Linked DNA regions of Homo sapiens: region 2 is linked to region 1. Evidence: read pairs that join two places in POLR2A ChIA-PET (ENCODE). Cell type or tissue: Caco-2. All regions are shown on one strand. Links, peaks and the distances in the headings refer to the core of each region. The heading gives the core; the rest is flanking DNA. Region 1 overlaps SLC38A9 (solute carrier family 38 member 9). Region 2 has its middle 41 kb from the start of PLPP1.

Region 1 (16,599 bases), core at 864-3,363:
TTGTTGCCCACGCTGGAGTGCAATGGCATGATCTCGGCTCACTGCAACCTCCGCCTCCTGGGTTTAAGCAGTTCTCCTGCCTCAGCCTCCCGAGTAGCTGGGATTACAGGCATGCGCCACCATGCCTGGCTAATTTTGTATTTTTAGTAGAGACAGGGTTGCTCCATGTTGGTCAGTTTGGTCTCGAACTCCTGACCTCAGGTGATCTGCCTGCCTCAGCTTCCCAAAGTGCTGGGATTACAGGCGTGAGCCACCGCACCCAGCCTATCTATTTTATGCTCTAGACTGCCTGCCAGAGATCACATCCACAGGGAGGAAGTGAAATCGTATGGTTTATGTGGAGTTATCGATTCCTTATGAATGATATCCTTGTCCTTGGTTAGCCAGATCTGAACTTTCACTGGGGGGGTTCCTTTTGCCATCTTTTTTTTTTTTTTTTTTTTAAGACAGAGTCTCATTCTGTCACCCAGGCTGGAGTGCAGTGGCATAATCTTGGCTCACTGCAACCTCCACCTCCCAGGTTCAAGCAATTCTCTGCCTCAGCCTCCCAAGTAGCTGGGATTACAGGCACCAGCCACCACGCCCGGCTAATTTTTCTATTTTTAGTAGAGACAGGGTTTCACCATCTTGGCCAAGCTGGTCTTGAACTCCTGACCTCGTGATCCACCTGCGTCAGCCTCCCAAAGTGTTGGGAATACAGGCGTGAGCCACCACACCTGGCCCCTTTTGCCATCTTAAGTGGAGTAAAAACATTCGTTTAGTGGTTTCTGAAAAGCAGGGCTCACAGAAAGAGGTCTGTTCCTTGAAGAAGGCAATAGCGTTCTAAGAAAAAAAAGCACTGAGGAAGAGAGCAAAAGCAAAATAAACCTACGAAGCCTGAGATAGAGAATGATTTCCCAGGTTCAAAGTCAGGTGACAATTCTGCACAATACTCTTAGAGACTGTAGGAAAAAACATTCTATAACTTTCCTTAGTAAGTTCTGTTTCCAACCGTTAGAATCAAGAATTCCTATAATATCCAATTTGGATCTCTCCTCCTGAAATTTTCGTGTATTTCGTCTAGTTGTATCCTCAGAGAAAATGAGGAAGAATTGTTCAGTAAGTTTAGAATGAGAAACCAAATAATTCATGTCTCAAAAAAAAAAAACACACACACACAACAAAACCAAAAATGGTCATCTACACTTTTCTCCATGCCAAACTCCATAAAAAAAAATAGAAAAAATCAGGTTATCATAAGAATGAACAAATTGCCGGGCGTGCTGGCTCACACCTGTAATCCCAGCACTTTGGGAGGCTGAGGCAGGTCGATCACCTAAGGTCAGGGGTTTGAGACCAGCCTGGACAACATGGTGAAATCCCACCTCTACCAAAAATACAAAATTAGCTGGGTGTGGTGGCGCATACCTGTAATCCCAGCTACTTGGGAGGCTGAGGCCAAGAATTGCTTGAACCCCGGAAGCAGAGGTTGCAGTGAGCCAAGATTGAGCCATTGCACTCCACCCTGGGCAACAACAGTGAAACTCCGTCTCAAAAAAAAAAAAAAAAAAAAGAAAGAAAGAAAGAACAAAACAAAAACGAATGAACAAATTAAACACAGATGAACAGGCTTGGAAGGTAACTCCCCAATCAGACCATATTTCCCTAGACTCCACCACGTATTCTATTACACAAAGTCTCCATAATTCAGTGCTACTACTTACCTAGGATATTAAATTTTGAAAAAAATGAAGGAGACTTGAAATTGAGCAGTGGGAGGAGGAGCCCTACAAGATAAAAGGGGACTGTCCTGGACTTATCCCACCACTTTTCAAACTGTTGGGCTCCTGTGTCATTGGCATAGAAAATCATAGAGCTGTTGTCAGGATGGCCTCCACTCCCGGCACTTGGACAAATCACTGCAATAGGAAAGCACCAGATTAAAGAAGATGACAAAAAACAAAACAAAACAAAACAAAAAACAGAAAATGACTGCCTCTAGAGACAGACACTTGCTCTACCAACCTCAACTCTTCCTAGGAGCCTAAATTTCTCTTTTCTGGAAAAAATAGAGGGTTAATTTTAGGAATATTAGGACTCTTTCACCTAAAAATAAATAAGGGTGAGGGAATCTTTAAAATTTCTGAGATATTATCATTATTTTTATTTATTTATTTTCTGAGACAGAGTCTCGCTCTGTCGCCCAGGCTGGAGTCCAGTGGCGTGATCTCGGCTCACTGCAACCTCCGCCTCCTGGATTCAAGCGATTCTCTTGTTGCAGCCTCCCAAGTAGCTGGAACTACAGGCACACATCACCATGCCCAGCTAATTTTTGTATTTTTAGTAGAGAGGGCATTTTACCATGTTGGTCAGGCTGGTCTCAAACTCCTGACCTGAGGTGATCCACCCACCTTGGCTTCTCAAAGTGCTGGCATTACAGGCGTGAGCTACTGCGCCCAGCCCTGAGATATTATCTTTAAACTCTACTGGAAACTATAAAAATATCCCACCAAATATCCCTTGGTTCCATTGCCAGAGAGAAAATACTGGGCTGGATGGTATTTGGTCTTATTTACACAATAATATAAAAAATATCATTTAGGGTGACTGTTTATCACACGAATAACCCATAAAAAGGCCAAAGAGCAGATTTCTTTTAACAACAAACAAAATCTATGGGTTTGGAATAAAAAGCAAACATCATTGAAACAGCTGCCATGATATCATAATCACTGATAAAAATGCAAGAATCTTGAATCCCAACAATCCAAAATAATTCTGGAAGTTGATCATATTTGATAGAAGCCTAAGAGTCCAGATGGTATCCAGATGACTGGGAAATCAGTAAAATGTATGTTTCTTTTTTTTTTTTGAGATGGAGTCTCGCTCTGTCACCCAGGCTGGAGTGCAGTGGTGCGATCTCGGCTCACTGCAACCTCTGCCTCCTGGGGTCAAGTGATTCTCCTACCTCAGCCTCCTGAGTAGCTAGGATTACAGGCGCATGCCACCATGCCCGGCTAATTTTTGTATTTTTAGTAGAGACGGGGTTTCACCATGCTGGCCAGGCTGGTCACGAACTCTTGACCTCGTGATCTGCCCGCCTTGGCCTCCCAAAGTGCTGGGATTATAGGCCTGAGCCACCGCACTGGGCCTAAACGTATGTTTCTTAAATACTGATCTACAAGTGGCAATTTCTTCTGTTATCAGACAGAGTACCAGCCATTCTCATTGTTTCTAATGTCACAGTAGAGCTTTTGCTAATAATCAGCTTTTCGTAAAGAACTCTTAATGCAGGTAGAAAATACTCGTATTAAGTAACCCTTATGCTCATCATTTGTCAAAGAGAAAGAATATTCATTGTCAGTTCTATTTTTAATTTTATTCTCTATCCATTATTTGGCATGCCACAAAGCCAAACATTTAATTTTCTTTCTCCTTCTTAGTCAACATTTTAGTGTGCTTTTTTTCTTCTACGCTCTAGACAGAAATTTTCTTGTGCTAATTATAGTGGTTAAAAGCACAGGCTATGGCAGCTGGGCGCAGTGGCTCATTCCTTTAATCCCAGCACTTTGGGAGGCTGGGGCAGGAGGATCACTTGAGGCCAAGAGTTTGAGACTAGCCTAGAAAACATGGCAACCCTGTCTCTAAAAGAATAACAAAATTTTGCTGGATGGGATGTAGTTCCAGCTACTCGGGAGGTGGAGGTGGGAGGATTGCTGAAACCCAGAAGTACCAGGTTGCAGTGAGCTATGATCATTGCCACTATAGGCCAGCCTAGGCAGCAGAGAGAGATCTTGTCTCAAATAAAAAAAAAAAAAAGAGCACAGGCTGTGGATGGAAGTTAATTGACTGAATAATGAATCCCAACTCTGCCACTTAATATTTAGGTGTCCTTGGATGAAATTAACTTCTATGTTCCCTGGTCTCTTCACCTGGAAAATGGTGTTGACAGTATCTACCATTTAAGGTTGCTATAAAACATTTAATGCAATGCCTGCACACAGGCATTCAATAAATGTTAACATTCAATAAATGTTAGCTGTAATTTTTTTTTTGAGACAGGATCTCACTCACTCAGGCTGGAGGGCAGTGGCGTAACTATGGCTCACTGTAGCCTCAACCCCTCAGGCTCAAGTGATCCTCTTGCCTCAGCCTCCCGAGTAGCTCGGACTACAGGTGCACGCCACTATGGCCAGCTAATTAAAAATTTTTTTTTGTAGAGACAGGGTCTTGCTATGTTGCCCAGGCTGATCTCAAACTCCTGGGCTCAAGCAATCCTCCTGCCTCGGCCTCCCAAAGTGTTAGAATCAAAAGCGTGAGCCACCATGCTCAGCAGCTAAAATTTTTTACACTAACTGAAATGGATTGTTTCATACTCTCATTGTTTACTACACTGTTCAAAATAAACATTAGCAGAGAAATCAAGAAGTGCTGGATATAAGATATCACTATATAAACTGACTTTGCTGATGGGGTTCTCTAAATCATCAATGTGACTGTGATATTAATATTTATTACCCTAATGATGAACTGACTCCCTACTGGAGAAGTACTATTAACTTTAGATATTAGTAAACTAGTTTCATCAATTAATATCAGAATAGGTATAGTAAAATAATTTTCTCTTTAAATACAAGGATGTTATTTGATCCTTTGAAAATTCTGAAGTAAGGAATAGGGCACAAGAGATTTTAGGATAATAATTCAAAGGTATATGTGTATGTGTCCACAGGAATAAAAGCTAGTACTTTACTCACTCATTTTCTAGCATTAACAAAAGACAGGTTTAATTAGGGGGAAAAGTAAGACACTGAGTAGCAAACACTGGAATGTAAACTTCATGAGAGGAGGGACTTTTGTCTGTTCATTATTATATCCCTAGAGCCTAGAACAGTTCCTGACACATAGTAGGCTTAATAAATGTGTTTAATGAATCATCCTCTTAGTGATCAATGTGCATCTCCATCAACATGACATCAGTTTAGTATCCCTGAAATCTAAATACATAAAGCTTTAGGTGATGTTCAAGTTTAACAGCATAACTGTTACCAAAGTTATATTAATGTTTATATTCACTTTCCCTGTAACGGCCATACTGGATTAAACTCATTGGCTCACAAGGGTTTATTTTTTAAAAATAAAGAAAAATTTCTAAGAAATTAATTTCTTTTACAGGTTACAAATTTGTATAGCCTATATATTAATAACTAAAACAATAGATCTCTAAAACTAAGTTAAACTGAGAACTATGCTTCTAGACATCTGATATAATTAATAGTGATATAGGTTCTTGAAAATACTGATTATTCACAGGCAAATATGGATACTGTAGATAAAATTGTGAATTGTATAATATGAACTAAATGTTGCCTAGCTCACATTAATACAACCTATTGCTTGGTTGTATTAATAAATAAATTGAAAAAGCTTCAATTTATTTTTCCATATTTAGTTACTAACCTCTGTTTATTACTAGAAAATGAATTCTTTTACAGGTTACAAATTTGTATAGCATATATATTAATAACTAAAACAATAGACCTCTAAAACTAAGTTAAACTGAGAACTATGCTTCTAGACATCTGATATAATTAATAGTGATATAGATTCTTGAAAATACTGATTATTCACAGGCAAATATGGATACTGTAGATAAAATTGTGAATTGTATAATATGAACTAAATGTTGCCTAGCTCACATTAATACAACCTATTGCTTGGTTACATTAACACAGCCTTTTTGGAGGTTCTTTTTTTTTTAAACACACTACCAACAATTTAGTAGCAGCTCAGTAAACATAATAATTTTCTACTAATCGTTTACCTAAAATAAGGTCACATGTTCTACCTTAAATCCTTTTTGGAGCAAGGTGGAGAGTAAAGAAACAAACAACATCCCAAACTACTTACCAGGGTTGCTATTATTGGTACTCAGTATAGTGTCTGTGTCATTAATGTGATGAATAAAATCTAAAAATAAAGGAAAAAATATAGTTTAACACTGAATGAAAGACACTAAATCTATTACCCTTTAAGGTCTTTTATTTATAAAAATCTTTTTTTTTTCTTTCTTTGAGACGGAGTCTTGCTCTGTTGCCCAGGCTAGAGTGCAGTGGCACGATCTTGGCTTACTGCAAGCTCCGCCTCCCAGATTCACGCCATTCTCCTGCCTCAGCCTCCCGAGTAGCTGGGACTACAAGCGCCCACCACCACCCCTGGCTAATTTTTTGTATTTTTTTAGTAGAAACAGGTTTCACCGTGTTAGCCAGGATGGTCTCGATCTCCTGACTTCGTGATCCACCCACCTCGGCCTCCCAAAGTCAGTCACCGGGCCCAGCCTATAAAAATCTTTTAATATCTGTGTAGTAATCTAGTACACTGAACAAAGACTACTTCACTGTTAACATAGCTTCACCTTCTATAGTTTTCTTCACTTATGGGCATGATAATGTTAGTGTCTTCACAGTTCCACTGTGGAAAATCTTTACGTGTAAATTGAAGATTTCAAAAAAATCTATCCACAACACTGAATTAATGATAGTTTAAAGCCCCGGAATAAAGATATGTATGTAAGTTTTCTCTTATCCTCACACTAAAGTTATATTTCACACAGAGTACAGTTCTAAAGTGTGCAAAAAGGGGAAACCAACACTCATACACAGCTGATCTTACCTGGAAAATCAAAGTTTTTTTTTTTTTTACAAAGTACAATACATACTTTTATAGATCTAAGGCCATATACGAATTGTTATTTACATAAGAACCACTGAGTTAGACTAAAGGAAGTAACAAAGAACAAAGCACATGCAGATGGCTGAGCATTCATCATTCTACAGTGAAAGAGAGAACAGGCAGAGAATGTGTTTACTTGCCTCAGGGGGTTTACTTTATTCTGTTTGATATTAACCTTCTATAACCTGAGTAAGCATTAATAAAAGTATTTGTTGTGAAACTTGAATAAGATAGTAAAAGGTGCTGGGTTAGGTTTTAAGGTCATAAAAGTAAGTTAAATAGTTAAATTATTCATCTTCACCGTATGTTTCTCAAGATAGAATAAAAGAAACAGTATAGTACTTTGGGTTTTTATAATATCTCCAAAGGTTGTTTATGATTTAAGATTGGAATTTATGAATCTTTGTGTAATTTCTTGATGCCAAAGACTTACAGTAAGGCTAGTAAAATCTTGACACGAAGTGTACTGGGTTAAATAGCATTCCCCTTACCCCAAATTTATGTCCACTAGAAACCTCAGAATGTGACCTTATTTAAAAATAGAGTCTTTGTAGATACAATCAAGTTAAGATGAGGTCATAATAGATTAGGGTGGGCCCTAAAGCCAATGACTGATGTCTTTTATTTTATTTTATTTTAATTTTTTTGAGACAGAATCTTGCTGTCACCCAGGCTGGGGTAGAGTCGCATGACTGCAACCTCCACCTCCCAGGTTCAAGAAATTCTCCTGCCTCAGCCTCCCGAGTAGCTGGGATTACAGGTGCCTGCCACCACACCCACTGAATTTTTGTATTTTTAGTAGAGACAGGGTTTCACCATGTTGGCCAGGCTGGTCTCAAACTCCTGACCTCAGGTGATCTGCCTGCCTTGGCCTCCCAGAGTGCTGGGATTACAGGCATAAACCACCGCGCCCAGCCCAATTTATAGGAAGAGGGAAATTTGGACACAGACACACAGAGGGAAGAAGGCCATGTGAAGATGGAGGGAGAAACTGGAGTGATGTACCTACTTGCCAAGGAATGCCAAGGACCACCAGCAACCAACAAAGGTTAGGAAGAGGCAAGGAAGGATTCTTCCTTAGAGCCTTAGGAGGGACCAGGGCCCTGTTCACCCTTTGATTTCACATCTCTAGTCTCCATAGTTATGAAAGAAGAAATCTGTGTTGTTGTAAGCATATTTATGGTAATTTGTTACTGCACCCTTGGGAAACTAACACACCAAGGTTCATGGACAGCATGAAAAAGAAAAACCATAGGCCAATATTTGTTAGGAAAAGACACAAAAGATCTAAACAAATATTAGCTCCTACCCCTCCAAAAAAGCAAATTCAATCCAGTAAGGCATTTGAAAAATATGTCATGACTAATGAACTTATTTAAGTTTACCCCACAATACAAGGATGGTTTAAATTTTACAAAAAGTATTCATTTAATTCATCATATTGATAAAGGAGGAAATTTAATTAAGATAATCTCTTGATTGTCTCTTCATATCTTTTGATTATCTCGAGATGCAGAATAAATACTTGATAAAATTCAACCACTTTAATAAAAATACTTAAGTAGACAATAGGCGGGAATGTCTTTAAATTATTAAAGGGTACAACTGATATCCCACAATAAACATAATATTTGTGAAACATCAGAAAGATTTCCTTATGAACAATATAAGGATATCTACAAGCACCGCTTCAATGCAACTTCACATTAAAAAAAAAACCATCAATATATACATATAGATACACATTTATACGTATATGTCTGTGTACGTATATATAATTACATACGTATATAAATATAAATGTATGTATACATATATGAACTATTAAAAAAACTGGAAAGGTTTTTTTTTTTATTTTATTTTGATTTGAGATGGAGTCTCACTCTTGTTGCCCAGGCTTGAGTGCAGTGGCACGATCTTGGCTCACTGCAACCTCCACCTCCTGGGTTCAAGCCATTCTCCTGCCTCAGCCTCCTGAGTAGCAGTGATTACAGGTGCCCACCACCACGCCTGGCTAATTTTTGTACTTTTAGTAGAGACGGGGTTTCACTATGTTGGCCAGGCTGATCTGAAACTCCTGACCTCAGGTGATCCACCTGCCTTGGCCTCCCAAAGTGCTGAGATTACAGGCGTGAGCCACTAAGCCCAAACAGAAAGCTTTTTTAATTCACAGATGATATGATTATTTAAAAAGGAAACACAAAGTGCATCTACAAAATTTTTATTTTTTATTTATTTATTTTTTTTGAGACAGAGTCTAGCTCTGTTGCCCAGGCTGGAGTGCAGTGGCACGGTCTCCGCTCACTGCAAGCTCCGCCCCCCAGGTTCATGCCATTCTCCTGCGTCAGCCTCCCAAGTAGCTGGGACTACAGGCACCCGCCACCATGCCCGGCTAATTTTTGTGTACTTTTAGTAGAGACAGGGTTTCACCGTGTTCGCCAAGATGGTCTCGGTCTCCTGACCTCGTGATCTGCCCGCCTTGGCCTCCCAAAGTGCTGGGATTACAGGCATGAGCCACCACGCCCGGCTACAAAATTTTTAGAATCAGTAAGAGTTCAGCAAGTTTGCTAGATTAAAGATAAACATTCAAGGGGCAGGGCACGGTGGGTCACGCCTGTAATCCCAGCACTTTGGGAGGCCAAGGCGGGCAGACTGCTTGAACTCAGGAGTTCAAGACCAGCCTGGGCAACATGACGAAACCTGTCTCTACAAAAAATATAAAAATTAGCCGGGCATGGTGGTGGTATTTGCCTGTAGTCTCAGCTACTCGGGAGGCTGAGGTGAGAGGATCACCTGAGCCTGGAGAGGTCAAGGCTGCAGTGAGTTGTGATCACACCACTGCACCCCAGAGCCTGGGTGAAAGAGTGAAACTCTGTCTCAAAAAAACATTCAAAATGTAATTAGGTTCTTTTATAACAGCAACAAATAATTTGAATGTATAATCAAAAATTTATCATTACTTTCTGGGAAGATGGAAATGTTCTATTTCTTGAAGGAGGTGTATAGATGTATGTATGTATAATTAAGACTTGTTTATTTCAATGAATAAATTCTATCTAAAAGAAGAACTATACATATACTAATAGCTGAACTAGGTGGGGAGTGGGAATAGCATGGATTATGTCTTCTTAATGGATGTTACTCTCAAGAAGCACAAAATTCATTCTCAGGGTGTGAAAGAAACTCTTCCTACAGATAAAGCATATATATGCATACAGTTCATAAAGAGATTTACAGTATATCTTTGGTATTAAAATTTCATGGGGGGGGTGATCAGAAAAAAATATCTAAAAGGCTCCTTGAAGGGACAATAATGAAAAAATGGTTGAAAAACACTACTATAGATGATTTAAAAATGACGGAATGTTGATAACTGTTAAAACTAGGTAAGGAGAAATTATACTATTCTGTTTTTTTGTATGTGTTTGAGATTTTTTATAATAAAAACTGCATATTTGTATATTAGAACTACTGTTACAGAAAAAATGTTAAGATCCCGAGGAAAAAGTCCAAAAAAAAAGATACACAAGATCTTTATCAAGAAAAACTTAAAATTTTTTTTAAAGACCTAAATAAACAAAGAACTATGCCATGCCAAAGTCATGAGTAGGAAGACTCAGTATCTAGGCCGAGCGCAGTGGCTCACGCCTGTAATCCCAGCACTTTGGGAGGCCGAGGTGGGCGGATCATGAGGTCAGGAGATCCAGACCATCCTGGCTAACACGGTGAAACTCCGTCTCTACTAAAAATACAAAAACATTAGCCAGGCATGGTGGTGGGCGCCTGTAGTCCTAGCTGCTGGGGAGGCTGAGGCAGGAGAATGGCGTGAACCCAGCAGGCGGAGCTTGCAGTGAGCCGAGATCTCGCCCCGGCACTCAAGCCTGGGTGACAGAGCAAGACTCCGTCTCAAAAAAAAAAAAAAAAAAAAAAAAAAGGAAGACTCAGTATCTAAATGATATCAATTCTCTCCACATCAATAAATCCAGTGCAATGTCAATCAAATTCTAACCCAATACGCTACAATATCAATTACTATACGGTGTACCAACTGATAAAATCAATGCAATTCCAGTCAAGTTCTGATTGGAATTTTGTGGAACTTGATTAGTTGATTCTAAAATGTATATGGAAGAGTTGTGAATCATAATGGAGAAAAACACTAATTTTAAAATAAAAAACTTTTGAATAACACAGAGCTACCATATAAAAAGAGAAGACAAGCCACTAATTAGAAGATATTTGCAACACAATAATGGATAAATGGTTAGTATCCGAACTTTACAGAGTTCCTATAGGTAAGAAAAGGACCAACAACCCGATAGAAAAATGGGCAAAGGATATGAATAAGCTATTTAATGGTCAATATAATTAAGAAAAGATGATTAATGCCACTCCTTATGAGGAGAAATGCAAATTAAAACCACATCCTGATGGCAAAATTTAAGTCTGATAATACTGAGTGTGAGTGAGGATGTGGAACAAGGGTAACTTTCATAAACTGTTGGCAGGAGTGTAAGTAGTACAAGCATGATAAAGAACAATTCTGCAATTTCAAGTAAGGTTGAAAATGTGAATATCTTAAATTCCAGAAATGTGTCTATAAGGTCCATAACTTGGAGAAATTCTCCCCCATGTATACAAGGCAACAGAAATAAGGATGTTTAATAAAGCCTTGCTTGTAATAGCACAATAAGTGAAAACAAATTAAATGTTTATCAACGAGAACAGATAAAAAAGTTGTATATTCATATTACTAAATACTATAAGCAATCAGAATGAACTTTGTGTATTAACAGAGATGATGAAAGACAGAAAGCAAGTTGCAAAAGCGTTTATGTAGATTAAAAACAAGCGGCCAGGTGCCATGGCTCACACCTGTAATCCCAGCACTTTGGGAGGCTGAGGTGGGCGGATCACGACGTCAGGAGATCGAGACCATCCTGGCCAACATGGTGAAAATTTGTCTCTACTAAAAATACAAAAATTAGCTGGGTGTGGTGGTGCACGCCTATGATCTCCGCTACTCAGGAGGCTGAGGCAGGAGAATCGCTTGAACCTGGGAGGCAGAGATTGCAGTGAGCCGAGATCTCACCACTGCACTCCAGCCTGGTGACAGAGCAAGACTCCGTCTCAAAAAAACAAAAAAAAACCAAAAAAAAAAAATGCAAAACAAATAGTGTATGTTGCTCATATATTCATGTAGTAAAAGTCCAAAAAGTGCATGGGATTGATAAACACCAAATTCAGAGAAGGAAAATGAGATTGAGAAGGAGTGCATGTGGGGCTTCCACTCTATCCATAATATTTTCTTTTTATAGGAATACAGAACTACCTAAGCATAGTGGCTTGTGTCTATAATTCTTTTTTTTTTTTTTCTGAGATAGAGTCTTGCTCTGTTGCCCAGGCTGGAGTGCAGTGGTGCAATCTCAGTCACTGCAACCTCTGCCTCCCAGGTTCAAGAGATTCTCGTGCCTCAGGCTCCCGAGTAGCTGGGATTATAGGCATGTGCCACCACACCCAGCTAATTTTTGTATTTTTAGTAGACACAGGGTTTCACCATGTTGGCCGGGCTGGTCTTGAACTCCTGAGTTCAGATGTTCCACCAGCCTCGTCCTCCCAAAGTGCTGCGATTACAGGCGTGGGCCACCGTGCCTGGCCTGTGCCTATAATTCAAGCCTCTTAGCAAGCTGAGGTGGGAGAATCGCTTGAGGCCAGGAGGTAGAAACTAGTCTGGGCAACATACTGATACTCTGTCTCTACAAAAAAAAAAAAAAAAAAAAAAAAAAGGAGATCTAATAAAAATATGACAAAATGAGACACAAAAACTCATTAGTCAGTATACTGGTATTTATATTAGCTTTTGCATTTTTTGTAGTTTGAAATATTTCATAGTTTTTTAAACAATAAAGATGCTTGGGGCCAGGTGCGGTGGCTCATGCCTGTAATCCCAGCACTTTGGGAGGCCGAGGTGGGAGGATCACTTGAGGTCAGGAGATCGAGAACAGCCTGGCCAACATGGTAAAACCCCATCTCTAAAAATACAAAAATTAGCTGAGTGTTACCGCGGGTGCCTGTAATCCCAGCTACTCGGAAGGCCGAAGCAGGAGAATCACTTGAACCTGGGAGGTGGATGTTGCAGTGATCCGAGATCGCGCCACAGCACTCCAGCCTGGGTGACAGAGCAAGACTCTGTCTCCAAAAAACCTCTCAAAAAATAAAAATGCTTGGCAATAAAAATTATAAAGCTAATTTTATTCTTTAATGTTTAAAATGAAATAGAATTTATCTCCCTCATTCAAAGGCTCTTAGGGAAATTAGCTGTTGTGATTATGTTAGGACTTACTTTGAAATTTGGTTTTCACGTAAATCCAGATTTTAAATATATGCTTTATTTAAAGCTGCTAAACATATATTAAACTTTAGGTTTAGTGAAAACTTTAGTAAAACCTTTATACAGAAAAAGGTTTGGTATCTTTTACAATAAACTTCCAGCTCGGTACAGTGGCGTGAGTCTGTAACCAGGAGGCTGAGGTGGGAGGATCACTTGAGCCCAGGAGTTTGAGACCAGCCAGGGCAACATAGCAAGGCCCTGTCTCAAAAAAAGAAAAAAAAATTCATTAATTAAAAAAATGAACTTCCTCTATCTAACCTAAAAAAAATTATAAGAAGTATTTGGACTGATTTCTAAGACTCTCCTCAGAATTTAAGTAGCTGATTTGGGTAAATTATAATTCTGTGATATGTAAATATTAATAATATATTTATCACATAAATTCCATTATTCTTTGACTTCCTAATCTTATATCCTAACATGTTGAAAATAAGTGGCTGAAATTTGTTTTCCCTAGAGTCTACATACCAAATTCTTTAGTGAAACAAACTTAAAAGATCTGTTGGATTATAGACATATTTTATTTTAACTAAAGATTTTGGAGGAATATTATTCCTTCAAAGATTAATGTTTGGAAATAAGCATACACTATATTTGAGAGCACAACCACAGAAAGCCAACTGAATAAAATATATTTTCCAAAATTATATATGTTACTTCTTATTTTATTTATCCCAAGTCCTAGAATTTAAGGCTAGAACTAACATTACAGTGGTAATAGTATTTGAAAGTACTGTGTTAAAAGCATATGATATAGATACTTACTAAAAATAAACTTTCCAGTATTAAAAAGAAAATTTGACATAAGCACCCAATAAACTATCATTGCTCCAATGAGAGACACCAAGGAGAAAAGGAGACTCGACCACTGCCCAAAGGAGCCGAAATAATGTCTGCAGACATCTGGATATTCCCAGCTAGTGGTATCCAACGAAACTAGATAAAATAAGAGAAAGAATAAAACTAAATGTTGAACATATATTCCATATTCATAATTTGTGTTCCCCAAATAAACTCAAAATATTTGGCGAAAGATTATGGGTATTCTATCGCTAGACATTAGAATATATTATAAGATAATAAAATTAAAACATTATAGAAAAATAAAAGAAATGTAGATAAAATAGTACAGATAACCTGAGAAACAGATTATAGTATCATAACATTTTATAATTCATAAAAGCAAGTGATAAACTAAGGTTAGACAAATGCATCAGTAAGGGCCAGAAAATATTACTTAATATTTGGCATATTCAGATAACAACATTGCGGAAAGTTTCTTGAGTCACACTTTCTACCACATGCCAATATAAATTTCAGAAAATTGAGTCAAACAGGCCGGGCACGACAGCTCATGTCTGTAATCCCAGCACGTTGGGAGGCCGAGGCACGCAGATCACTTGAGGTCAGGAGTTTGAGATCAGCCTGGCCAACATGGTGAAACCCCATATCTATCAAAAAATACAAAAAAATTAGCTGGGCATAGTGGCGCGCCTGTAGTCCCAGCTACTCTGGAGGCTGAGGCATGAGAATTGTTTGAACCTGGGAGGCAGAGGTTGCAATGAGCTGAGATCATGCCACTGCACTCCAGCCTAGATGACAAAGTGAGACTCCATCTCAAAAAAAAAAAAAGAAAAAAAACAAAAGAAAGAAATCAAATAATAAAAAAGTTAGAAAACATAATGTAGAAATAGAACATGAAAGTTTATCTTCTAGCAACCGAAGAAACAAATTACAATGAAAAAGACAAACAGGGCTGGGCATGGTGGCTCAGGTCTGTAATCCTAGCACTTTGGGAGGCTGAGGTGGGCAGAATGCTTAAGCCTAAGAGTTGGAGACCAGCCTGAGCAACATGGCAAAACCCCATATTTAAAAAAATACAAAAATTAGCCAGGCGTGACAGCGTGCACCTGTAGTACCAGCTACTCAGGAGGCTGAGGTGGGAGGATCCCTTGAGACCAGGAGGTTGAGGCTGCAGTGAACCATGATCCCACCACTGCACCAAAAAGAAAGTAATTTAAAAGAATACAGAAAGTATATATAAAATATTTTTAGAAGAGTATTCTTTAGAATAGCAAAAACTAGCAATGACTTTAACATAAGACCTAGGGCAATGATTATGCAAATACAATAGAGCTGCCGTGTGCAACTGTATACAATCATTAAGAGACACAAATGGTGATCGTAGAAACATAACATGTACTAAAAAATAGGTGATAAAGTAGAAGACAACTAAAATACAATATGATTAACTTTAAAAAGCATGTATTTAGAGATTCCTATCATTTAGGATAGAAATTTACATAAGAAAACAAAAAACTAAAACCATTTGCTTTTCCATGATAGGATTATTATATTAGTAATATAAACTTTTTGTTTTACATTTCAATGTTCAAGAAAGAATATAGATAAGTATAACCTATGAAAGAGTATTTTAATTGTCATCAAAGGATAATTTTACAGTCTTTTTTCCTCTATGATCCCATGCTTTGAACTACTTTGAAATAATTATGTTTGATGAATACAGAAAAACTGAAGTTCTGCCACCTTTGAAGCAAAATATGGCAGCTAGTACATGGCAGAAAGCAGTCATAAGCCTGAAAAGTTGGGGACATTAGAATATGAGAATTCACATCTAGATAAAGAACATGAGGACAATATCACTATCAAGAATAACTGTTTCGGCTGGGCACGGTGGCTCATGCCTGTAATCCCAGCACTTCGGGAGGCTGAGGCAGGTGGATCAACTTGAGGTCAGAAGTTCGAGACCAGCCTGGCCAACATGGCGAAACACCATCTCTACAAAAAATACAAAAATTGCCAGGCACAGTGGCTCACGCCTGTAATCCCAGCACTTTGGGAGGCCGAGGCGGATGGATCACGAAGTCAGGAGATCGAGACCACAGTGAAATCCCGTCTCTACTAAAAATACAAAAAATTAGCCGGGCGTGGTGGTGGGTGCCTGTAGTTCCAGCTACTCGGGAGGCTGAGGCAGGAGAATGGCGTGAACCTGGGAGGCCAAGTTTGCAGTAAGCTGAGATCGCGCCACTGCACTCCAGCCTGGGTGACAGAGTGAGACTCCGTCTCAAAAAAAATAAAAATACAAAAAATACAAAAATTAACCAGGCGTGGTGGTGGGCGCCTGTAGTTCCAGCTACTCGGGAGGCTGAGGCATGAGAATTGCTTGAACCTGGGAGGAGGAGGTTGCATTGAGCTGAGTGACTCTTAGCATTTCTAATAAAATTATCTTTTGACTGATAATATAATTCTAAGTCTCTTCTAGTTTTTATATTATTTAGGGTTTTTTTTGCTGCATTTGACAATATCTCCAAAAAAAACTGATTAATTATGAATATTTCTATGTTTTCTTGACTTTAATGAAAACTGCTTTAGCATTTCATAATTTTAGAATGGTGCCGGTACTTGTCTGGGAATAAATAGACTTTGCTATTTTTAAGTAGTGCTTTTCACTTAGAGTTTTAATCAGAAACAGGTGC
Region 2 (16,599 bases), core at 8,073-10,572, 76 kb before region 1:
AAATAATAGATAAAATGTAATAGATATATATTAGATACTATATGTCATATATGTACACATATATATCAAGTTTTTCACAATAGTTAGCTGTAGGATTGGGATTATTTGAAATGCTAGTTTCTCCTTTATTCACTTCTGTATGTAAATTGTTTATAGTAAGCAAGTCAATTTATAACACATTATAAAACAATACTTTTTTTTTTGAGATGAAGCCCTGCTCTGTCACCCAGGCTGGAGTGCAGTGGCACAATCTTGGCTCACTGCAACCTCTGCTTCCTGGGCTCAAGTGATTCTCCTGCCTCAGCCTCCCGAGTAACTGGAATTACAGGCGCCCACCACTACGCCTAGCTAATTTTTTGTGTTTTTAGTAGAGATGGGGTTTCACCATGCTGGCCAGGCTGGTCTCGAACTTCTGACCTTGTGATTCGCTCGCCTCGGCCTCCCAAAGTCCTCGGATTACAGGCATGAGCCACTGTGCCCGGCCTAGAACTTATTCCTTCTATCCACTTGTATTTTTATACCCCTTAACCAACTTCTCTCTGGAGTCCATTTTATTTATGTATTTTTTACTTTAATTTTTCCATAGGTTAATGGGGTACAGATGCTGTTTGGTTACATAAGTTCCTTAGTGGTGATTTGTGAGATTTTGGTGCACTCATCACCTGAGCAGTATACACCGCACCCAGTTTGTAGTCTTTTATCCCTCGCCCCTTTCCCACCCTTCCCCCTAAGTCCCCAAAGTCCATTGTATCATTCTTATGCCTTTGCATCCTCATAGCTTAGCTCTTACATATCAATGAGAGCATACGATATTTGGTTTTCCATTCCTGAGTTACTTCTCTTAGAATAATAGTCTCCAGTCTCATCCAGGTCACTGCAAATGCCCTTAATTAATTCTTTTTTATGGCTGAGTAGTATTCCATTATATATATAGATATATATAATATATATCATATATATGTTATATATATGATATATATATAATATATATATCATATATATAACATATATATGATATATATATAAAAATACACACATATCTCACAGTTTCTTTATCCACTCATTGATTGATGGGCATTTGGGTTGATTCCACAATTTTGCAATTGCAAATTGTGCTGCTATAAATATGTGTGTGCAAATATCTTTTTCTTTTTCTTTTTTTATTTTTTTCTGAGATGGAGTCTTGTTCTGTTGCCCAGAGCTGGAGTGCAATGGTGCAATCTCGGCTCGCTGCAACTTCTGCTTCCTGGGTTCAAGCAATTCTCCTGCCTCAGCCTCCTGAGTAGCTGGGATTACAGATGCCCGCCACCACACCCAGCTAATTTTTGTATTTTTAGTAGAGACAGGGTTTCACCATATTGGCTAGGCTGGTCTCAAACTCCTGACCTCAGGTGATCTGCCCACCTCAGCCTCCCAAAGTTCTGGGATTACAGGTGTGAGCCACCACTCCCAGCTGCAAGTATCTTTTTCGTATAATGACTTCTTTTCCTCTGGGTAGATACCCAGTAGTGGGATTGCTGGATCAAATGGTAGTTCTATGGAGTACATTTTAAACAGGCAATACATTTGGCAGGTTTCCAGAGCATTAGCATCTTGTGGCAACAGGTCCGTCCAACCCTGTGACATCAGCTTATTTCTCAGAAGACCTCACAGCTTAGTGTTTCTCAGAAATTTTGGCCATCCAACGCAAAGATGTGGACGTCAGGTCCTCACCTCAGAGATTCCTTTTCTGGTAAACTCTCTTGCGGGCAGATTTTAATATGCCAAGAAAACTTCTGCAATGGTCTTCTGTTGCCCTGGAATTTGAATTATTAGATCATAATCCATAAATGGTAACTACACTCAAGAGACTCCTGCTAGGAGACTCCCTGTTTTCTCAGCGCTTACAGCCCTTGCTGATTTTCCACCTTTCTAACAAAGGAGGGATGAGAGGGAAGAACAAAGGGTCGCCAAGCCAAAATCCTAAATCAACAACAGAGACCACGGCAGGCAGGCGGGATTCGCCGCAAAACCAGAAAGACAACCAGATTTATGGCATTTGAGTCGCCAAATAGAACTATCATTTTGCAAGGAGCTTGCTAATGGAAACTGTTTCATCGATGAAAAATCATCAAATTGCTTCAGTTCTTTGCTGGGTAAAACTCATGTTTTTAATTGGTACACCCTAAGGCTTTGTGGCAAGGGTTGCAGAATACATAAATAAAGTCGTTTCATGACATAAAATCTTTTCAAATGCTAAAATTAGGAAAGGAAAGAAAAGTTGATTCAAATGCCACGGAGACAAAAATGTGTTTTTCTGGGACAAAGGAGAATGAATGATTTAAGTTCATGGCAATTTTTAGTCTCATTTGTGCACACATACAAATAATCCTTTTTAAAAATTGTATTCAGCACTTGGGTACAAGTACATGTTGTACCCAGGAAGTTCAAATGACGATTATCATTATTAATACCCTTGTTTTCCTTGCTTGCTTATTGCCAAATAAAACAACAAATTAAACACAAACTGCTGTAGTAAAATGACCAGGAGCACAAGTGTCCTAGATAGAAAAGGCCTGGTCAGCATTTCTATTTCCTATAAGGAAGGCCTCTTCACTTGCAAAGATGGGCTCTCGGAGAAACTTAACACTGTATCGCAGTGACAACTTTCCCATTTCACAGGCAAAAGAATGTCCCACATTTCCTTGACTATGATGGAAACAGGGACAAACACTCCTTAGGTGGTTACCTGCTCAGCAGGGAAAATAAAAAGAGGCCCTGAGGGATGCTAAAAAATATTAACTTGCCATTAAAAGTAATTATAAAAAACGCAATTACTTTTGCACCAACCTAATACTATCTCAGAGACTGTGTTTTCTCTCTGGAAATACAAGCTCTATGCAGGGTCAGGTGTGGTTTTGTGTTGTTTTCTCCGGGGGGTTTTTGCACAGAGTCCTCCTATCTTTGTAGACAATTCTCAGTCAGTTTTGAGACAGGAGACTGGAGTGGGGATGCTTTAGTCCCAGAGGTATGCAGTTTTCAGCGAAAGTGGCCAAAGGAATGTCCCAACCAGACATTTCTACCAATGAGGCAAGCTAAGGGATTCTTACTAATTTTTTGGAATTTCACTGAGCTGTGGAAGGAAGAAATGAGTATGGTTTCCTTTTTTCTTTCTTTCTTTTTTTCTTAAACCTGAAACAGGAGCAGGATTGTAGCTGTCACAAGCTGACTCAATATCTTTTGCAGCACCAAAGCCTTTAAAATCCTTGGAGCACTTGTGAGAACTAATGTTTATGTTGGGACCTTTACATTAGTTGAGGTGTGTGTGAGTGTGTGTGCGTGTGTGCATGTGTGTGTGTGTGTATGCAAGTGCCATGTGCACAGTGCCAACCATCTGCCCGGTGGCTCCACATCTGAGGAGGGTGGCAAGAGCGAATCATTCTCTCCTTGGTCTGGAATAACTTAACCCTGCAGAGAAATAGACTTCAGTTCAACAGTTAAAAAATGGAAGAATCAGAATGAGGTTTGCAGCAAGCCCAAGAACGCCCTTGACATTCAAACCACGCACCCTAGCCTCCCTCACTACCAGACCTGTAAGTCTCCTGTCTCTACCCTGTCTGTATAAGTTCTGTGCAGTGTCAGAATTCAGACTGTAGGCCTCAAAACCTTGTGAGATTTTATTTCTTGGAGATAAGCCTAAGACCCAGTTGCAGAGGGTTGATTTCAATTCCTCCCTTAAGAGAGACCACTAAATTAAAAATATACTGAACAAAGGAGACCGTGTGGCTTGAAAAATTCACTTTTATCAGATTTATACCAGGGTAACTTAGCATTTATCCAGTAATTGGTTCCCAAGTTAAAACATTTTGGAAATAAATTTATGGATCAGTTCCCTGGAATGTTCAACGGGTACTTGTGGGGAAAAGCAAGAGAGATCAGATTGTTACCGTGTCTGTGTGGAAAGAAGTAGACATAGGAGACTCCATTTTGTTCTGTACTAAGAAAAATTCTTCTGCCTTGAGATTCTGTGACCTTACCCCCAACCCCGTGCTCTCTGAAACATGTGCTGTGTCAACTCAGAGTTGAATGGATTAAGGGCAGTGCAAGATGTGCTTTGTTAAACAGATGCTTGAAGGCAGCATGCTCCTTAAGAGTCATCACCACTCCCTAATCTCAAGTACCCAGGGACACAAAAACTGCGGAAGACCGCAGGGACCTCTGCCTAGGAAAGCCAGGTATTGTCCAAGGTTTCTCCCCATGTGATAGTCTGAAATATGGCCTCGTGGGAAGGGAAAGACCTGACCGTCCCCCAGCCCAACACCCGTAAAGGGTCTGTGCTGAGGAGGATTAGTAAAAGAGGAAGGAATGCCTCTTGCAGTTGAGACAAGAGGAAGGCATCTGTCTCCTGCCTGTCCCTGGGCAATGGAATGTCTCGGTATAAAACCCGATTGTATGCTCCATCTACTGAGATAGGGAAAAACCGCCTTAGGGCTGGAGGTGGGACCTGCGGGCAGCAATACTGCTTTGTAAAGCATTGAGATGTTTATGTGTATGCATATCTAAAAGCACAGCACTTAATCCTTTACATTGTCTATGATGCAAAGACCTTTGTTCACGTGTTTGTCTGCTGACCCTCTCCCCACAATTGTCTTGTGACCCTGACACATCCCCCTCTTTGAGAAACACCCACAAATGATGAATAAATACTAAGGGAACTCAGAGGCTGGCGGGATCCTCCATATGCTGAACGCTGGTTCCCCGGGTCCCCTTATTTCTTTCTCTATACTTTGTCTCTGTGTCTTTCTCTTTTCCAAATCTCTCGTCCCACCTTACGAGAAACACCCACAGGTGTGGAGGGGCAACCCACCCCTACAGGTACTCTTTTGCACTGGTAAAATAATAGCTTTGAAAAGGGTTATTGAGCCAGTTTACATGTGAGTCTACCCTTAGGAAATCTCAGTGTGACTGTGAAGTTCATTACCATGGCTAGAAAAATGACAAAAGATTTTCTTCCTGTAGTGTGTGTTAGGTTATGTCTTTCATGTGGGAAATATGGTAGGTTATCATTTTCAAAGTATAATTTGTAGAAAGTAAAAAGCATGGCCCTTAACACAAATATTTAAGTAAGCACATGTCAAATATTTACTTACCTTGTTAATTGGGGAGCCATCAAGATGGTGAAACTGGTTCACAGGAGAATTCAAGAGACTGAATATCTGCAATTTATGAAAGAAATAATCTAGAAATAAGATTACTACATTAGATTTTTTTTTTTCGCTCTGTCACCCACGCTGGAGTGCAGTGGCGTAACCTTAGCTCACTGCAACCTCCGCTTCCCAGGCTCAAGCAATTATCCTGCCTCAGCTTCCCGAGTAGCTGGGACTACAGGTACCTGCCACCACATCTGGCTAATTTTTTGTATTTTAGTAGAGATGGGGTTTCACCATGTTGCCCAGGCTGGTCTTGAACTCCTGAGCTCAGGCAATTCGCCCACCTTGGCATCCCAAAGTGCTAGGATTACGGGCGTGAGCCACCTCACCTGTGCCTAAATTAGATTTTTAAAAAACTTGATAGATATGCACAATGGTACAGTCACTTTAGGAGCCACCTAATTTAGGAGCCACTGCACCTAAATTAGATTTTTAAAAAACTTGGTAGATATGCAAAATGGTACAGTCATTTTAGAAGATAGTTTGGCAGTTTCTTTCTTTCTTTTTTTTTTTTTGAGATGGAGTCTTGCTCTGTCACCCAGGATGTAATGTAGTGGTGCGATATCAGTTCAGTGCAACCTCCACCTCCTGAGTTCAAGGGATTCTCCTGCCTCAGCCTCCTGAGTAGCTGGGGCCACAGGTGTGCGCCACCACGCCTAGCTAATTTGTGTATTTTTAGTAGAGATGGGGTTTCACCATGTTGGCCAGGCTGATCTCGAACTCCTGACCTCAGGTGATCCACCTGCCTCAGCCTCCCAAAGTGCTGGGATTATAGGCGTGAGCCACTGCACCCAGCCGATGGTTTCTTATAGAGATAAACATACTCCTACCATATAATCCAGCAGTCATACTCCTAGGTATTTACCCAAATGAGTTCAGAACTTATGTTCACACAAAAACCTGCATGCCAAAGTTTATAGCGGCTTTATTTATAGGTGCCAAAAGCTGGCAGCAACAAAAACATCCCTCAATAGTTGAATAGGTGAACAAACTGTGATATTGGCCATTTAATGAAGTATTATATAGCATTAAAAAGAAATGAGCTATCAAGCCACAGAGAGACATGAAGGAATCTTGAATGCATATTGCTAAGTAAAAGAAGCCAATCCACGAAGGCTACATATTATTAATTTAACTATATGACATCCTGAAAAAGGCAAAACTGTAGTGACAATAAAAAGGTCAGGGATTGCCAGGAGTTCAGGGGAGGGATGAATAGGTGAAGCACATTAGATTTTTAGGATAGTGAAATATTCTGTATAGCATTGTAATGGTGGATGCATGACATTTTGTGTTTGTTAAGACCTGTAAAACTGTACAACACAAATAATGAACCCTAATGTAAACTGTGGAATTTAGTTAATGATAATTTGTCGGTACTGGTTCATCAATTATAACAAATGTACCACACTAATGCAAGATGTTAATACAGTAATAGGAGAAACTGTGGGGGTAAGAGTGGAGGAAGAGAGGATATATGGGAACTGTCTGTACAATCTGCCTAATTTATCAGCAAATCAAAAACTTGTAAAAAGGAAAGGTCTATTATTTTTTTTAAAAAACTTGTTTAATGTCCTGTAGGGTAATAAAACTATACACTCTGGAATTCTCTTTTCTTTTATTTTTTTAAATACAGGGTCTCACTCTGTTACAGGACAGAGTGCAGTGGCAAGATCACAGTGGATCACTGTAGCCTCAATCTCCCGGGCTCAAGTGATCCTCCCACCTTGGCCTACCGAGTAGCTGGGACTACAGGCGCACAGTACTAGGCCTGGCTAGTTTTTTTTTTGTTTTTTTGTTTTTTTTTTTTAAATAGAGACAGGATTTCACCATGTTACCCAGGCTGGTCTTGAACTCCTGGGATCAAATGATCCACCCACCTCCACCTCCTAAAGTGCTGGGACTACAGGCATGAGCCACTGTGCCTGGCCTGGAATTCCCTTTTCTATCCAACAGATATAATTTACAACTCTACTCTAGAAAAATAATTTTCATGTACAAAGTTGCATCTTTGGTGCACCTTTATGAAATAATAGATAAATGCACCAAAATAAATAAATGCACAAAGGTGCATTTATTTATTCTTATAAAGTTAATGTTTGCTGTTGGGGAAAAGCATGGGCTTTGGGGTCAGACAATCCTGGTTTTGTATCTTAGTTGGAATGTCTGTTTTTGTGTTACTCTGAGCAAATATTGCATTGTATTTCATTTCTCTAAGGGTCAGTTTCCTCATATGAATATAGGGATAGGCCAGGTGCGGTGGCTCACGCCTGTAATCCCAGCACTTTGGGAGGCCGAGGCAGGTGGATCCTTGAGGCCAGGAATTTGAAACCAGCCTGGCCAACATGATGTAACCTTGTCTCTACTACAAATACAAAAATCAGACGGGTGTGGTGGTGCAGACCTGTAATCCCAGCTACTCAGGATGCTGAGGCAGGAGAATCGCTTGAATCTTAGAGGTGGAGGTTGCAGTGAGCGGAGATCATGCCACTTCACTCCAGCTTGGGTAACAGAGCAAGACTCTGTCTTAAAAAAAAAAAAAAAAGAAAGAAAAGAAAATAGGGATAAGAATATCTATTTCACAGGGCTTTTGTGAGCATTAAATTAGATAAGTTATATAAATTACCTAGCATGGTGGTAGATCCTGGATCCAAACCCAGGCAGTGATGCTTCAGAGCCCATGCTTTTCATTGCTATCATCTGACTTTCCAGCCTACATGGAGAACTAACTGATAGGTCAAAATACAATACAGGGGCTGGGCACAGTGGCTCACGCCTGTAATCCCAGCATTTTGGGAGGCCAAGTCTGGTGGATTGCTTGAGGTCAGGAGTTTGAGACCAGCCTGGCCAACATGCTGAAAACCCATTTCTACTTAAAAAATACAAAGAATTAGCCTGGCATGGTGGTGCGAACCTGTAGTCCCAGCTACTCGGGAGGCTGAGACAACAGAATTGCTTGAACCCGGGAGGCAGAAGTTGCAGTGAGCCAAGATCACGCCACTGCACTCCAGCCTGGGTAACAGAGCGAGACTCCGTTTCAAAAAAAAAAAAAAAAATACAGTTTGTGGGGTGGGAGGGGTGTGTGTATTGTTCCAGAAAGGCAACACAAGGAATCCTTGTGGTGATGAAACCGTTCTGCATTTTGACTGTAGGGTGGATAGACAAAACTACACAAGTGATAATATTGTGTAAATACACCACCGCCCCCCCACCCCACCCCCCCCCCCCCGCCCAGTACAAGTAAAACTGGGAAATCTGGATGAAATTGCTGATTGTATCAACAGGCTGATTGTGATATTATACCATAGTTATAGAAAATGGTAACATTTCTACAAACAAAAAAACCCTCCTGAACAACAAAAAACTTAATGAATCCAATATTTTGAAAGATTTGGGAAACTATCCCAAAACATCCCAAAACTATCCCAAAAGCAAAGCTTGAAGCAACGTAAATTTTTTTTAATGGGGTCTCACTCTGTCACCCAGACTGGAGGGCAGCGGCGTGGTCACGTCTCACAGCTCTCTGCAGCCTTTACCTGCTGGGCTCAAGTGATTGGTCCACCTCAGCTTCCTGAGTAGATGGGACTACAGGCACATGCCACCATGTCCGGCTAATTTTTGTAATTTTTGTAGAGATAGGGTCTCACTATGTTGCCCAGGCTGGCCTCAACCTCCCAAAGTGCTGGGGTTACAGGCGTGAGCCACCATGCCCAGACACAACACAAATTGTTTAGTGTCTGTCCATTTAATCCCAGTTACTGAAAGTGAAACATAAGTGTGCAGTAAACATGATAACCATTCCACTATGGAAACCTCAACGAAAGTGAAACATAGTGAAATGGGCTCCAAATTATCAAAAGAGCTCCTTTTGGTCCAAATCATCTTGATATGTACCTAGAATCTCCACTTCAGCTTGTGTTTGGACACAGCTCAGCAAACAAATCTTTCATCATCATTAGGAATATCAAGATGAAGTGATATTTCAAAGAACTTAGCTGGTTCCATAGATAAGAAACTTTTACAGAAGTACATGTCAAACAGATCTTGCCCAACGGCTGAAGTAACAGATGAAATCCAACTGGTTTCCACAGAGTCTTATCTTTTCTTTCTGTGTGTTTGTTCTTATGCAAGTTCTGGGGCATTTATTTGGTTTTGAATATCTTCCTGCTGTGTGACTGTGGTTGAAATAATGAGTTGCTTGAATCACTTGCCTATTTTCTCTCTCATTTTTTTTTTTTTTTAAAGAGATGGGGTCCCACTATGTTGCTCAGGCTGATCTTGAACTCCTGAGCTCAAGTGATCCTCCCACTTGGGCCTCCCGAAGTCACTTGCCCATTCTCTAAGAGTATCCCATTATTGAAGACATTTCTGAACTAATTGATTTGCCTATATCAGGTTTACTGGCTTAAGAAGTGATTGAGAAGAGTAATAAAAACACAAGTCGGGTTTTTATTGCCAAAACAAAAACAGAAAATTATCCTGAGACTTCATTACTCATTTCTATTGTGGCAGATGCTGATGTTGCATCTGCCTGTTCTTGGAACATTTCTCTCACCACTCAAACTATACTTCCATTAGAAGACTGAAGAGGGAAGAAATAGAGAAAAACTTTTTCTATGGTGGCTTCATATCATAGTTCAATCTCACTTGATAGGTCAACTGCAAATTTATGATAAATCATGATATATGATGCCACATGATTCTACCATTGAAATATATTCAATCTCTCAGATAAAAGATGGTTGTTACAAAGGGGTAAAAAAAAGAAACCCTTTACTGGGTTTATTGAATTGGCAACTTGCTTTAAACCCTAAACAGTGGCAGTACTATTATTGTGCTCTGAACAGAGTGGGTGTTCCACAAATTCTTATTAATTATCTGTGATAAGAAGTCACAGGAAAAGAAAACAATCTACACATGGAACTATCCCAGTTAGAATTTGACAAAGACATTTGGCTTTTTAAAAAACCAACCCTCTTTTTGAAAATGTTTCTATTATTGCTTTTATTTTAATTAAAAATCTTTTGTTTGTACAGCCACAGCTATGAATATATCTCAGGGCTTTCCAAAATACCTTACAACTGTGGCATGAGGTCAAACCACTGAAAAAGACAATGGAGTGGATTGATGAACAGAGGAGAAAATTGCCTGCATGTCTGGACTTCTTCCTTTCAGGCTCCCACGAGCTCCGCCGAGAAGAGGCTGCCAATAGTGTATAAAGGTCTGCCCTTGGCTGCAAATAACTATGCTATTCTGAGGACGAGGCCACTATAAGGCAATGAAGCCAGTGTATTTGTGAGTTGAACTCAGAACTTCAGATTCCTACAAGGAGGTTTCTAGTGGATCATGCTAAGTCAGAATGAAATCAGAATTAGATCAATGCTTTTCTAAAGGTGCATGTACTGAGAGTGCACAGAAAGCCAGAATTCACGATGCCAGTCTCTGGTCTGAACCCCATACAGGCAGGTTAGTTTGGCCCTGATCCCAGCATGCACATTTCTCTCTGCACTTCTAGTCAGCTGTGTGACCAGCGACAGTTGTTAGGATGGGTGGAAAGTAGGCAGAAATCTGTGTATACCCATCACTCTTGGAAAACCAGTCATAAGCCTGACAGATGTTTTTATAGACAGAAGGCAGAATATTAACTAGTGATCAGAAAATTAAGGCAATTTTGTCTCAAATTGTCTTTCTTCTGCCATTGTGATCATAGTATCCTGGGCCATGCCAGGATATAAAGTTGGTTGGGGCTATTGTTGTGGTTGCTTATCAGGAGGAAATCGTTTTCTAAATCAGCATGTTTCCTATGTTCCCATTTTTGCTAATGGTACCACCACTTTCCTGTTATCCAGCCTTGAAACCTCAGAGACTCACCCTAAACTCTTCTATCATCCACCACATATAATTAGCCAGTACAGTCAACTTATTACTTTTTTCCCTCACAATATCTCTTGTACCTGTACCTGTCCATTTTCATTTCTACTGCAATTCTCTCACGGCTAATACAGCAATGGCCTTTTAGCACTCCAGTTATTTCCCTCCGAAAATTCATCTGCCTAACTCCATTCATCATGTCATTCCTTTGCTCAAAAGCTTTCAGCAGGGCTGGATGTGGTGGCTCACGTCTGTAATCCCAGCACTTTGGGAGGCCGAGGTGGGTGGATCCCTTGAGGTCAGGAGTTCGAGACCAGCCTGGCCAAAATGGTGAAACCCCGTCTCTGCTAAAAATACAAAAATTAGCCAGGTGTAGTGGCACACGCCTGTAATCCCAGCTATTTGGTAGGCTGAGGCAGGAAAATCGCTTGAACCCAGGAGGCGGAGGTTGCAGTGAGCAGAGATCATGCCAACGCACTCCAGCCTGGGTGACAGAGCAAGACTCTGTCAAAAAAAAAAAAAAAAAAAAAAGCTTTCAGTGGCATGTTCCTGTATGCTATCAGATAAAGGTCTAAATTCAGCCAAGCATCCACAAGCTATGAAAATCCAGCCTGGAGTTGCACTTCCCATCTTATCTCCCTGGGAAGATAGGGAAGATCTCTATCTTCCCAAATTAGTCTGTCTACTGACCCTAAAATATTTGACTAATTCCTACTCTCCTTTGCCTTTCCAAGGCTGTGGCCCCTGCCTGGGATGCTCTCCTTTGCCAGTACTTAGTCATGCACCCTGGTGTTCTTAGGTCACTTCTCTGTATATAGCTCTTGCCTCCCCAGCTAAATATCCTACTCTGTACTGGCTGGTTCTGCAATCTGTGTTTTTAGCTTCAAATAACTTCTTAGATATATATGTTTTTTTTAAAGCTGTATTATTTGAATTTTTGGTATAAAATTATGGAATCCAGGCTATGGTGAGTTACTGATTGTCATCCACTTGTCTATGCATTCTGGAACCTGGTGGGTTCTATATGATAAATGGCATCTACACACTAAAATAATTTGTCCTAGGTGAAAATACTGAAATATAGAGTAGTATTGCTGACAGGAATTTAAGTGACTGTCTCCCACCTGGCAATTCAAAGTTGGGTTCACAGACTGGCAGTGTTGTATCACCTGGGAGTTTGTTAGAAATGTCACATCTTGGGCCCACCCCTGGCCTGCTGATCAGACTCTGTATTATAACAAGATACCTGGATAATTTGTGTGCACGGGAAAGTCTGAGAAGCACTAAGACAATCCCCACCAAGATCTAGAGGGATTGCATGACATGGTAAAAAGGAGGCGGTGTGACTTAAATGGAAATTATTCTGAAGTATGCACCAGAAGTGGTGTGTTTCATGTCAATTACCAGCTGGTGATTCTGGAAAAAAATCACTTAACCATTCTGAACTTTGTTTTCTTTCTTCTTTGAGACAGGGTCTTACTCGGTCACCCAGGCTGGAGTGCAGTGGCACGATCTCGGCTCACTGTAACCTCTGCCTCCCAGGCTCAAGCCATTTCCTGCCTCAGCCTCCCGAGTAGCTGGGATTACAGGTGCAGGCCACCACACCCAGCTAATTTTGTGTATTTTTTATAGAGACAGGGTTTTGCCATGTTGCCCAGGTTGGTCTCAAACTCATGAGCTCAAGAGATCTGCCCGCCCCGCCTTCCTAAAGTGCTGGGATTCCAGGTGTAAGCCACTGCACCCAGCTTTATCATTATCATTATTATTATTTTGAGATAGGATCCTGCTCTGTCACCCAGGCTGGAGTGCAGTGGCATGACCACAGCTCGACTTCCTGGGCTCAAGAGATCCTCTCCACCTCAGCCTCCTTAGTAGCTGGGACTACAGGTGTGTGCCACCATGCCTGGCTAATTTTTAATTTTTCTGTAGAGACAGGGTTTTGCAATGTTGCCCGGAGTCTTTCTGATCTTTCAAATGGGAATGATACCTCCCTGTTGTTTCATGGGCTAGTTGCAAGGTTCAAAACAGATAAGCAAGCAAACAAACAAACATATGAAAATGATTTAAAGGCCAGGCGCGTTAGTCATGCCTGTAATCCCAGCATTTTGGGAGGCCGAGTGGGCAGATAACCTGAGGTCAGGAGTTCGACACCAGCCTGACCAACTTGGTGAAACCCATCTATACTAAAAATACAAAAAAATCAGCTGGGTGTGCTGATTTTTTAGTGGCGTGTGCCTGTAATCCCACTTACTTGGGAGGCTCAGGCAGGAGAATCACTTGAACCCAGGAGGCGGCTGTGTCAGTGAGCTGAGATGGCGCCACTGCACTCCAGCCTGGGTGACAGAGAGAGACTCCATCTCAAAAAAAAAAAAAAGAAAACAAAGAAAATGATTTAAAAATTATTTCAGGTTTACATATATTTAAAAATCATTATTATTGGTGTTTTGTAAAAACTGCTTTTCTCAGGGCCAGGTAGTGATTTGTGGCACAGCAGAGACCACCACACAGCTCTCTGCCTTCTAGTCCAGTCTACAACACGTGAGATTCCCATCACTGCAGACTCAGAAGGTCCTTGACACTGCAAGAAGGAGCTGGAACAATCTTTTGATAAAGGTATTTGACAATATGTCCCACGAGTCTTTAAATGTGTTAATATCCTATGACCCAGTAATTTCCCTACTAGGAATCTATCTTTTTATTTTATTTTTTTTAACCTGAGATGGAGTCTCACTCTGTCGCCCAGGCTGGAGTGCGGTGGCGCGATCTCGGCTCACTGCAGCCGCCGCCTCCCAGGTTCAAGCGATTCTCCTGCCTCAGCCTCCTGAATACCTGGGACAACAGGCATACACCACCACACCTGGCTAATTTTTTGTATTCTTGGTAGAGACGGGGTTTCACCATGTTGGCCAGAATGGTCTTGAACTCCTGACCTCGTGATCCTCCTGCCTCAGCCTCCCAAAGTGTTGGGATTACAGGCGTGAACCACTGCGAATGGCCCTAGGAATCTATCTGAAGAAAACAGGCCGGCACAGTGGCTCACACCTGTAATCCCAGCACTTTGGGAAGCTGAGGTGGGGGGATCAACTGAGGTCAGGAGTTCAAGATCAGTCTGGCTAACATGGCGAAACCCCAACTCTACTAAAAATACAAAAATGAACAGGGCATGGTGGCACATGCCTGTAGTCCCAGTTACTTGGGAGGCTGAGGCAGGAAGATTGCTTGAACCCGGGAGGCAGAGGTTGCAGTGAGCTGAGATCGCGCCATTGCACTCCAGCCTGGGTGACAGAGCAAGATTCCGTCTTAAAAAAAAAAAAAAAGAAAAAAGAAAAGAAAAGAAGAAAAGAAACTGAAATGCAGATGGAGAATTATAAGTTATTATGTTCACTGCAGATTTACTTAGAAAACTGCAAACAACCTGAATGTCCAACAACAGGGAATGGTTCAATAAATTGTAAGACATCCATAGGATAGTACATTATGCAGCTATTAAGGTTTCTGTTTAAAACAAATTGTTAAGGACTTGAGAAAATATTTGAAGGCCAGGCAAGGTGGCTCATGCCTGTAATTCCTGCACTTTGGAAGGCTGAGGCGGGCAGATTGCTTAAGCTCAGGAGCCCAGGATCAGTCTGGGCAACATGGCAAGACCCCACTTCTACAAAAAATACAAAAATTAGCTGGGCATGCTGGCGCAGGCCTGTAGTCTCAGCTACTTGGGAGGGTGAGGTGGGAGGATCGCTTGATCCCAGGAGGCAGAGGCTGCAGTGAGCCTAGATTGCACTACTGCACTCCAGCCTGGGTGACAGAAAGACCCTGTCTTAAAAAAAAAATCTGTCTATGTATCTATCTGTGTATCTACGTATCTATCTATCTATCTATCTATCTATCCATCTATAGATATAGATATCTATAGATATATATTTGATATATTAAGCCAAAAAGGAGGTAGATCATAACATTATATATTAAGTATGATCTCAACTATGTTAACAAAAAAAAAAGTGTTTGGGAAAAAGACTACAGGGAGCCATAGGAAAATCTGAAGAGTGCTTGTCTCTGAGCAGTGTCATTTTTAGTTCTGCTTTTCATTTTAAAAAACGATACTGATTACTTTTGATCAGTGTACACAGGAATGCCTAAAATGAATTAGGAAAACTAATTGTTACTCTAAATGCACACAATGAAAGTGAAGTTGTGTTTGCTGGTTAGTAGCTGTGGTTACTTTTAAAATAATGTCTTGGTTCCCTCCCCCACCCACTCCTGCTGCTTCCTCTCTCATTTTGAATAGGAAATGCGTACATAAGATTTAAAAAAAAATTTTTAGTCCCAACATTACAGTTAGGTACACAATATAGTAAATCTCCCTTCTACCTGCTCTCTCAGGCCAATTTCTGATATCCCAGAAGCAACCACTGATATCAGTTTCTTCTGTTCCCTTCCAGTCTATGAATTTCTCCTAAAAAGTAATACACTAGAGGTTCTTCTACACCTCTTTTTCTTTTTAAAAAACTTTTTATTAAAAAACATTTAAACCTTCAGAAAAGTTACAAAAATAGTAAAATGAACTCTCATATGCCTTTATGTAGATTCATTAACTTTTAACGTTTTGCCACAATTGTATTTTTTATATTCATACATATATTTTGATTATTACTATTATTACTGAACCATTCCAGAGTGAGTTACAGACATCTTTATCTCTAAGTACTTGTTAGTATATTGTCTAACAACAAGGACATTCTCCTACATAACCATGACACAATGATCAGATTCAGGAAATTTGGCATTGATACAATACTGTTATCTAATATACAGTTTGAAATACAAATTTTTTCAGTTGTCTCAATACTATCCTTTGTGGCAATTGTTTTTTTCTTCACACCAAGCTCCAATCCAGTATCACCCACTGCATTTGACTGTCATGAGACTTTAGTCAATTTCACGGTGATACATTCTTTACTTCACCTGTCTTTCATGATGTTTGTCAAAGAGTACAGGCCAGTTGTTTTTCATGCACCCTAATCTTTTATTCAATAATCTATCTTGAAGAGCATTTCAAGCAGTTCATAAATCATCCTATTTGTTTTTTAACAGTCACATAGCATTCCACTAAATGGATGAGGCATAATTTACCTAACCAGTATCATATTGATGAACTTTCTTTTCTTTTTTTTTTTTTTTTTTTTGAGGCAGAGTCTCACTCTGTCCCCCAGGCTCAGGCTGGAGTGCAGTGGCACGATCTCGGCTCACTGCAACCTCCGCCTCCCGGATTCAAGCAATTCTCCTGCCTCAGCCTCCAGAGTAGCTGGGATTATAGGCATGTGACACCACGCCCGGCTAATTTTTTTGTATTTTTAGTGGAGACAGGGTTTCATCATATTGGCCAGGCTGGTCTCGAACTCCCGACCTTGTGATCCACCCACCTCGACCTCCCAAAGTGCTGGGATTACCGGTGTGAGCCACAGCGCCCGGCCACAATGAACTTTCAAATTGTTCCCAATCTTTCCCTACTACATACAATATGCAATATGCAAATTTCTTT

Evidence for each region. Peaks named below come from ENCODE experiments on the same cell type or tissue, not always from the same donor. Only the 100,000 strongest peaks of a DNase experiment are listed, where the experiment ranks them.
Region 2: POLR2A ChIA-PET joins it to region 1 with 8 read pairs; 3 of 35 experiments call an interaction of 5 or more read pairs at or near these places.

What each region holds. Positions count from the first base shown.
Region 1 is chr5:55,650,826-55,667,424 of GRCh38, forward strand. It overlaps SLC38A9 (solute carrier family 38 member 9), which reads right to left. Exons shown (of 16, transcript NM_173514.4): 8 at 13,868-14,038; 9 at 5,890-5,949; 10 at 1,704-1,898. Among named protein-coding and RNA genes, the nearest start is that of SLC38A9, 53 kb to the right of the region's middle. In Caco-2, for the core only: no CTCF peak of the experiment used is centred there; no DNase peak of the experiment used is centred there.
Region 2 is chr5:55,567,187-55,583,785 of GRCh38, forward strand. No RefSeq gene overlaps it. Among named protein-coding and RNA genes, the nearest start is that of PLPP1, 41 kb to the left of the region's middle. RefSeq lists an enhancer at 7,433-8,319. In Caco-2, for the core only: no CTCF peak of the experiment used is centred there; a DNase peak (open chromatin) is centred at 9,245.